Linked DNA regions of Mus musculus: region 1 is linked to region 2. Evidence: chromatin loops called from intact Hi-C (ENCODE). Cell type or tissue: left cerebral cortex. All regions are shown on one strand. Links, peaks and the distances in the headings refer to the core of each region. The heading gives the core; the rest is flanking DNA.

Region 1 (2,911 bases), core at 217-2,716, 880 kb after region 2:
ACTTGGTGTTTGGTGGGCTCTGGAAGCCCCGCATCTACCCTCTGGCTGCTCCTCTCCAGAGGAACTAACAGGAGGAAGCTGTGCCTTCTCTTCTATCTCGTGCAGACAGATAGATTACCTACCAGGAAAGAGCCCCTTCAGTCCTCCACTGCACGGACCTGGACTGTGGTGCCTAGCCAGGTCCAGTCTCTTCACCTCAATGCAAGGAAATGCAAGGTCATAGGGAGTGGGCTGCATGCGGTATCCGTGGTCTTGAAGTTTATTTTCTTTGCCTCTGTTCCTGCGAGTTCCATGATTATCAGGGCTTTGGGGACTTGGTTTACTTCATTGGTCTCATCAGTAGGATTTTTTTCCTTAAACCGATAATAAAAGTAGCCCCGTCCTTTCTCTTAAACCCAAGCATAAGACACTGAGGAGGTGCTCAGGAATGTTTTGGAAAATGGACAGTGTTGGGTGTTGCCCATAATTAAAATTCACAGGGAGTGAAGGACATTTGCATAATTAGTATTCTCACTCCGTGCATTTGGGCCTAACAGCTTCCGCCATGTGCCATGTGCTGGAAGTCGCTGCTGCCTCTTCTCAGGGCCCTTATCTGGCTTCTCCAGATTGCCAGTTGCTTCCTTTCCAGCCTGTGGGTTTAGTCATCTTTCCTTTGGGGAACGTGAAAGCTAATTTGCCAAGGGAAACGTGCTGAAGAAAGAAAGCTGTAAACCCAGAGGCCCGCCAGGTTCGGACTGTGGGTGTCAGGATCTAGAGGAGAGACGGGGAGACCTGCTAGTGGAAGCGCTTATAGCCAGTGTGGTGCTGGGCTTGGCTGGGACCGTGCAGGCTAGTTGCTCTCTGAGTCTTGGGTAGGATAACTTCTTGAGCAAGCACTTAAGTAAGTGATGGGAGCTGATTGGTGGTGAGTGTAACCTGTGTTACAGACCCACCTTCACAACCACCCGGAAGGTCCACGTTCATAAACCTGCGCACTCCTAGTGTTGGGAGGTGTGCTGTCTTACATATCCAGCCTACTGCAAGCACTCAACCAAACCTTTAATCCATTGGGCCTTGTGTGCAGCCCAGTCACATTCACAGACCCAAGGGACACACACTGGAGCTCATTGTAGGGCTTGAGAAAACTTGCAGTAGCACAGTGGCCCCAACTTGATGCTCCTCCTGGGTGCTGGGTGGACAAGCTCCTACCAGCTCCTTCCAGCCCCATCACGGAGGGCTTGGCCAGGGTGGATTTGTGGCCAGGTCTAATCTCAGAGCTCCTGCTCCGGCCTCACTTTGGTGGACTGTGTATTAGTGTGCTTCCTTCCAAACCAATTAACACACATAGCACCCGCCTGCTATAGCTAGTGTGGTGCCATTCCTTAGGGGAGGAAAACAGGGTTGGTGAAAACTGCTTTTCAGGGAGTCCCGCTCTGTGCTCCTCAGCTGTCCCTACCATGCCACCTGGTGGCCAAAACTGAGAATGCGTTGACCACCGGTGGAGGGCTATCAGCAACTTCTGTCAAGGGAAGGTTGTATCAAACTCTTCTAAATTTAGATTCGAAGAGGACGACGAGGTTAGATTCCCACAGGCATGCGGACAACTGAGGCTGCTTTCCCTTTTCCTGCTTTTCAAGACTCTAGTGTATTCTGCCCACCTCAATGACAAAATGGCTCTCCTGGCTTATGGGCTAAAGCAGTGGTTCTCAACCCGTGGGTTTCGACCTCTTTGGTGTTTCAAATGACCCTTTCACAGGGGTCCCCTAAGGCCATTGGAAAACACTGATACTCTCAGCATGATTTATAACAACATAAAAATTAGTTATAAAGTAGCAACAAAAATAATTTTTAGTGTGGGGGTGCACCACAATATGAGGAACTATAGCAAAAGATCATAGCATTAGGAAGGTTAAGAACCCAGCCAGGGTTGCCATCTCTTGGCGGACAGAAAATGAAATATGAAAGGGACCTGGGCACAGGTAGGAGGCAGGAGACATAGGGTTCTGATGTCCCTGGGTCCCCACTTGAGAAGTGAGAACACGTGTTTGCTTGTGTGGTAGCCCAGAGTCTAGGGCCTCATAAAAGCCAAGGTGTAAATTTAGCAAAATGCTGCTTTCTTTGATAAGACAGGATGCCTTGACAATTGTTAGTCGAGGAGTAGCTTGTTGGCATGAGATTCAGAGATGACCACAGCCTCCTCCAACTAAGACTCATCAGCCAAGAACAGCAGTTCTAAGCAAAAGTTTTAGACCAACGGTAGCTCTTGGGATGCAGGTGACCATGCTCCATTGCTCCCAGAAGTGGATGCATTTGTCTCTGAAATGAAACCACAATGAGGTACAAAATCGGCATGCCACAACGCCATGGAGATGTAAGGAGGAGGGGCCTTTTTTCTCATTTTGCACACTTTCCTAGTGATGGTTTATAAATCTTAATAAAGTCAAGAAGCCCCCACGGCTACACTGTGTTTAAGACAGGGACCCAGTAGGGCCATGTCTTCCCAGTGAGACGGGCTACGGATGGCTGTGTGATCCTGTTTGAGCCTCCAGCACACAGCCTGAGATTCCGCTTCTGTCTGCATGTCTTTCTTTATCTATTTCGCCCCTCTGTTTATCTTCCTTTCGCACTCCAGGATGGGTAGAGGATGCAGTAGTCGATTCCGCTCTGATCCATGTTCTTGGGTCTCAGTTTCCTTATCTAAAAGGGGAGGATCAGGCAGCTCTTGTAGCCATCGAGAGTCAGCCACCGCATGCCTTCTGTATGGCATCCTGCTGATCTGAAGTGAGTTCCTTACCCAAGAACAGCATGCAACCACTTCTCAGTAGAATCACCGATGCAAAGGTGACAGACGTGGAAGGGGAACGTGTCTCGGTGAACATGCTGGGACATGAAGCGCAGTGCTGGTGATCTAGGGAGAGCCTGCCACGGCCTT
Region 2 (2,911 bases), core at 106-2,605:
AACAATGCCTGAAGTTGACCTCTGGCTTCTACATACATGTATACATGCATGTGAACACTCATATGTATCCCACCAGGAGCAGATACCCCCCCACACACACACACACACACAACCTTCCCACACAGTATATATGATACTTACACACACAACCCTGAAACTCGTGTTATTCTTGCTAGAACCTCAGAGCCTTCAAGGGCTCAGAATCCTTTTCTTCTCTGCTGGAAAAATCCCCAAAGCCCTGTGTTCCGTGTTTCACAGCTGCTTTGGCCTTGGCCTCTTTCACCAAGTGAGCAGAGACTCTGGTTGTTCTCCATCCCCTCTGACCTAGAGGTTTCTGACCTTGGCTCTGTGGTTGTTATGCCTCTTCTGGTCCCAACCACGGTCCCCCCCATTCCGGGTTCTCTCTTACTTCCCAAGTTTTCTCTGAGACCTTAGCGCTGTTCATGTAGGACACTGCCTACTTTCCACTCTGAGGAACACGTGCCTCTTTCTCCTGACTTCTGATAAAAAGGAAGCAGAAGCCACACACATACAGGGCTTGATGCAGCTTCCCGGCCCTCGCTGTTGGGTCTACCTCTCGCCCTGTCTGAGTGATCTCCGTGTAGTTGTTTCAAATGACAGCCTTCTAGAGACAACCTTTCTGTTTTGAAATACTCTTTCCTGTTTGTAAACCAGCTTTCCTTAAAAGTGGGCTCCTGCCTTACACGAACTTATTCCACTTTAACAATAATGTCTTGTTTTCCTAGATTTTTTTTTTTTTCAAAACCCAAGAATTGAATTTTCAGAAACGCCAAACCGCATTTCATCCTGACTAATTTGTCCTGTGGGCTGGCTTCCTGCTGCAAAATCAGCACAGGGTTTTCTCCTTCTTTCTTTCTGTTTTTAGTGAGATAGGAGAGAATGATTTTTTTATTTTTTAAACAGAGACTCAGCTCCGCTTTTTCAGTAATCTAACTTAATCCTGCCACTCCATGGTGTCCCCAAGACGGACCTGGAACTAAATTTCAAACTTCTTTTCAAACTGGATGTGGGAGAACAGGTCTTCCTGCCTGGGGTGGGCAGACAGATGTGATTGCATTCCTGAACCCTGGGTCTGCTCTCTCAAAGTTATCTGTGAAGGGAAGGGAGTTAAATCCATGAGATTCAAACCCTCGCATCACCCAGGTTCCCCAATTAGCTGTGAGAACAGAGTCTGCCATCGTGTCTCAGGGTTATCTTGATTTTTCCGGGGAAACATCCTTGTGAATCTTAGAAGGCAGGGCTCTTGGCAGTCTTCCTTCTGGTCCCTATGGCTGCAGAGGTGGTAAGGGAAGTGTTGCGGAAGGCATCTCCTGCCAGGAGTGAAAAAAAAAAGGGACACAATTTTGTTTTGTTTCTAAATAAATACAATTTGTAACAGAGTGACGTTTAACTTAAATGAAAAAAGTTTTGTTTTTTTTTGTATCAGTTTTTAGGAATGTGTGCCACATGTGTGCAGGTGCCTGTGTAGGCCAGAAGAGGGCGCTATATTTCCACTGTCACTGGAGTTACAGGTGTTTGTGAGCCAACCACGAGATTTGGGTCCTGGAAACTGAACTCAGAGTCTCTTAAAGAGTAGCAGGTGTTCTTATTAGCTGAGCCTCCTCTCTAGCGTATCATGCACATATTGTTTTTGACAAGAGGATTTAGTATGCACTGTCAATTTGCATAGCACCCCGATGCTTGTATACAATGCTGATGTCTAATTTTGCTATCATACTGCTTTGTAAGATTTTTTTTTTCCTTTCATAACTCAGTCACGATGGCACACACCTTTAATCCCAACACTGCAGAAGCAGGGCAAGTGGATCTCCATGAGTTCAAAGCTAGCCTGGTCTACCTAGTGAGTTCCGTCCTAGCCAGTGCTATAGAGTAAGGCTCTGACTCAAAAAAGAAACAGTAACAGAATGAAACAAATAAGCAAAAACCAACCAACCAAACCAAGCAAGCAAGCAAGTAAACAAACAAACAAAACATCCCCAAACCAGACCAATTTTTCATGCCTGTGAATGTGTTTGTTTTTGAGACAGGGTCTCATGACACCCAGCCACGATGTATGTGTGTAGTTCAGCCTGGGCTTGTACTTATATACAGACTAGGATCATCCTCTTGCTGCAGCCTCCCAAGTGCTAGGATTGCAGCCATGTGCCACCATGCCTGGCTTTTAAATACATTTGTGGACAGATATCATGAACATGCGTTGTTAAGGGTGCTGACCTATAGATAGTTTCTATGTACAAGAAGACGCTGGCAATGGTACCTTTCTTCATTTTTATAACACTCCTTTAGAGAGGGTGGTTTTTATTTCTGAAGACACACTGGGGGAAAATTACCATTAAAATGAAAATAAAGCCCAAGCATATATCTCTGTGGTTTTGCCTCCACAGATGGAATGTTCTGGATTCTTGGGTTCTTTCTATGTGCCTCTGGGAAGACCTGGGCGAGGTAATCACACAGGTCCCTTTTAGGTGCTCTGAGGCATCTGCATTCCCACATTATCTGAAGCAGTTTGAGCTATTGTTTAGGCACCTTGTCTTATGGCTATGCACAACTATAGGCTTCCCAGAAGTTCATGCGAGCCAAAATGATTCATTTGAACATATTTTCCTAAAAACAGTACAATTGGGAGCAAACATTTTGTTTTTATAAGATGCATTTGTTTGTTTTGTGTGTATGTGTGTGGGTCTGAGTGTATACACGTGCACCACATGCCTACGATGGCCATGGAGACCAGAGCAAGCGTTGGATGCCCTGGAGCTAGAAGGTGGTTGTCAATCTTCATGTGGATGCTGGAAACTGAATTCAGGTCCTCGCTTGCAGGAGCAGCAAGTGCTCCTAACCACTGAGCCATCTCCCCAGTCCTGAGCCAGACACTTGTGTGTCTTAGCGACTG

What was found. Hi-C counts contacts between places; a loop is a spot of excess contacts. Peaks named below come from ENCODE experiments on the same cell type or tissue, not always from the same donor. Only the 100,000 strongest peaks of a DNase experiment are listed, where the experiment ranks them.
Region 1: a loop joins it to region 2, with 3 times the contacts of the local background. A loop is called at or near these places in 6 of 42 quality-filtered maps.

What each region holds. Positions count from the first base shown.
Region 1 is chr13:60,742,914-60,745,824 of GRCm38, forward strand. The region is part of intron 19 of Dapk1 (death associated protein kinase 1); the gene reads left to right. Among named protein-coding and RNA genes, the nearest start is that of BC051665, 42 kb to the right of the region's middle. In left cerebral cortex, for the core only: a CTCF peak has its summit at 1,448 (motif pointing left); DNase peaks (open chromatin) are centred at 658 and 1,439; H3K27ac peaks cover 528 bases.
Region 2 is chr13:59,866,941-59,869,851 of GRCm38, forward strand. No RefSeq gene overlaps it. Among named protein-coding and RNA genes, the nearest start is that of Tut7, 45 kb to the left of the region's middle. In left cerebral cortex, for the core only: a CTCF peak has its summit at 1,499 (motif pointing right); no DNase peak of the experiment used is centred there.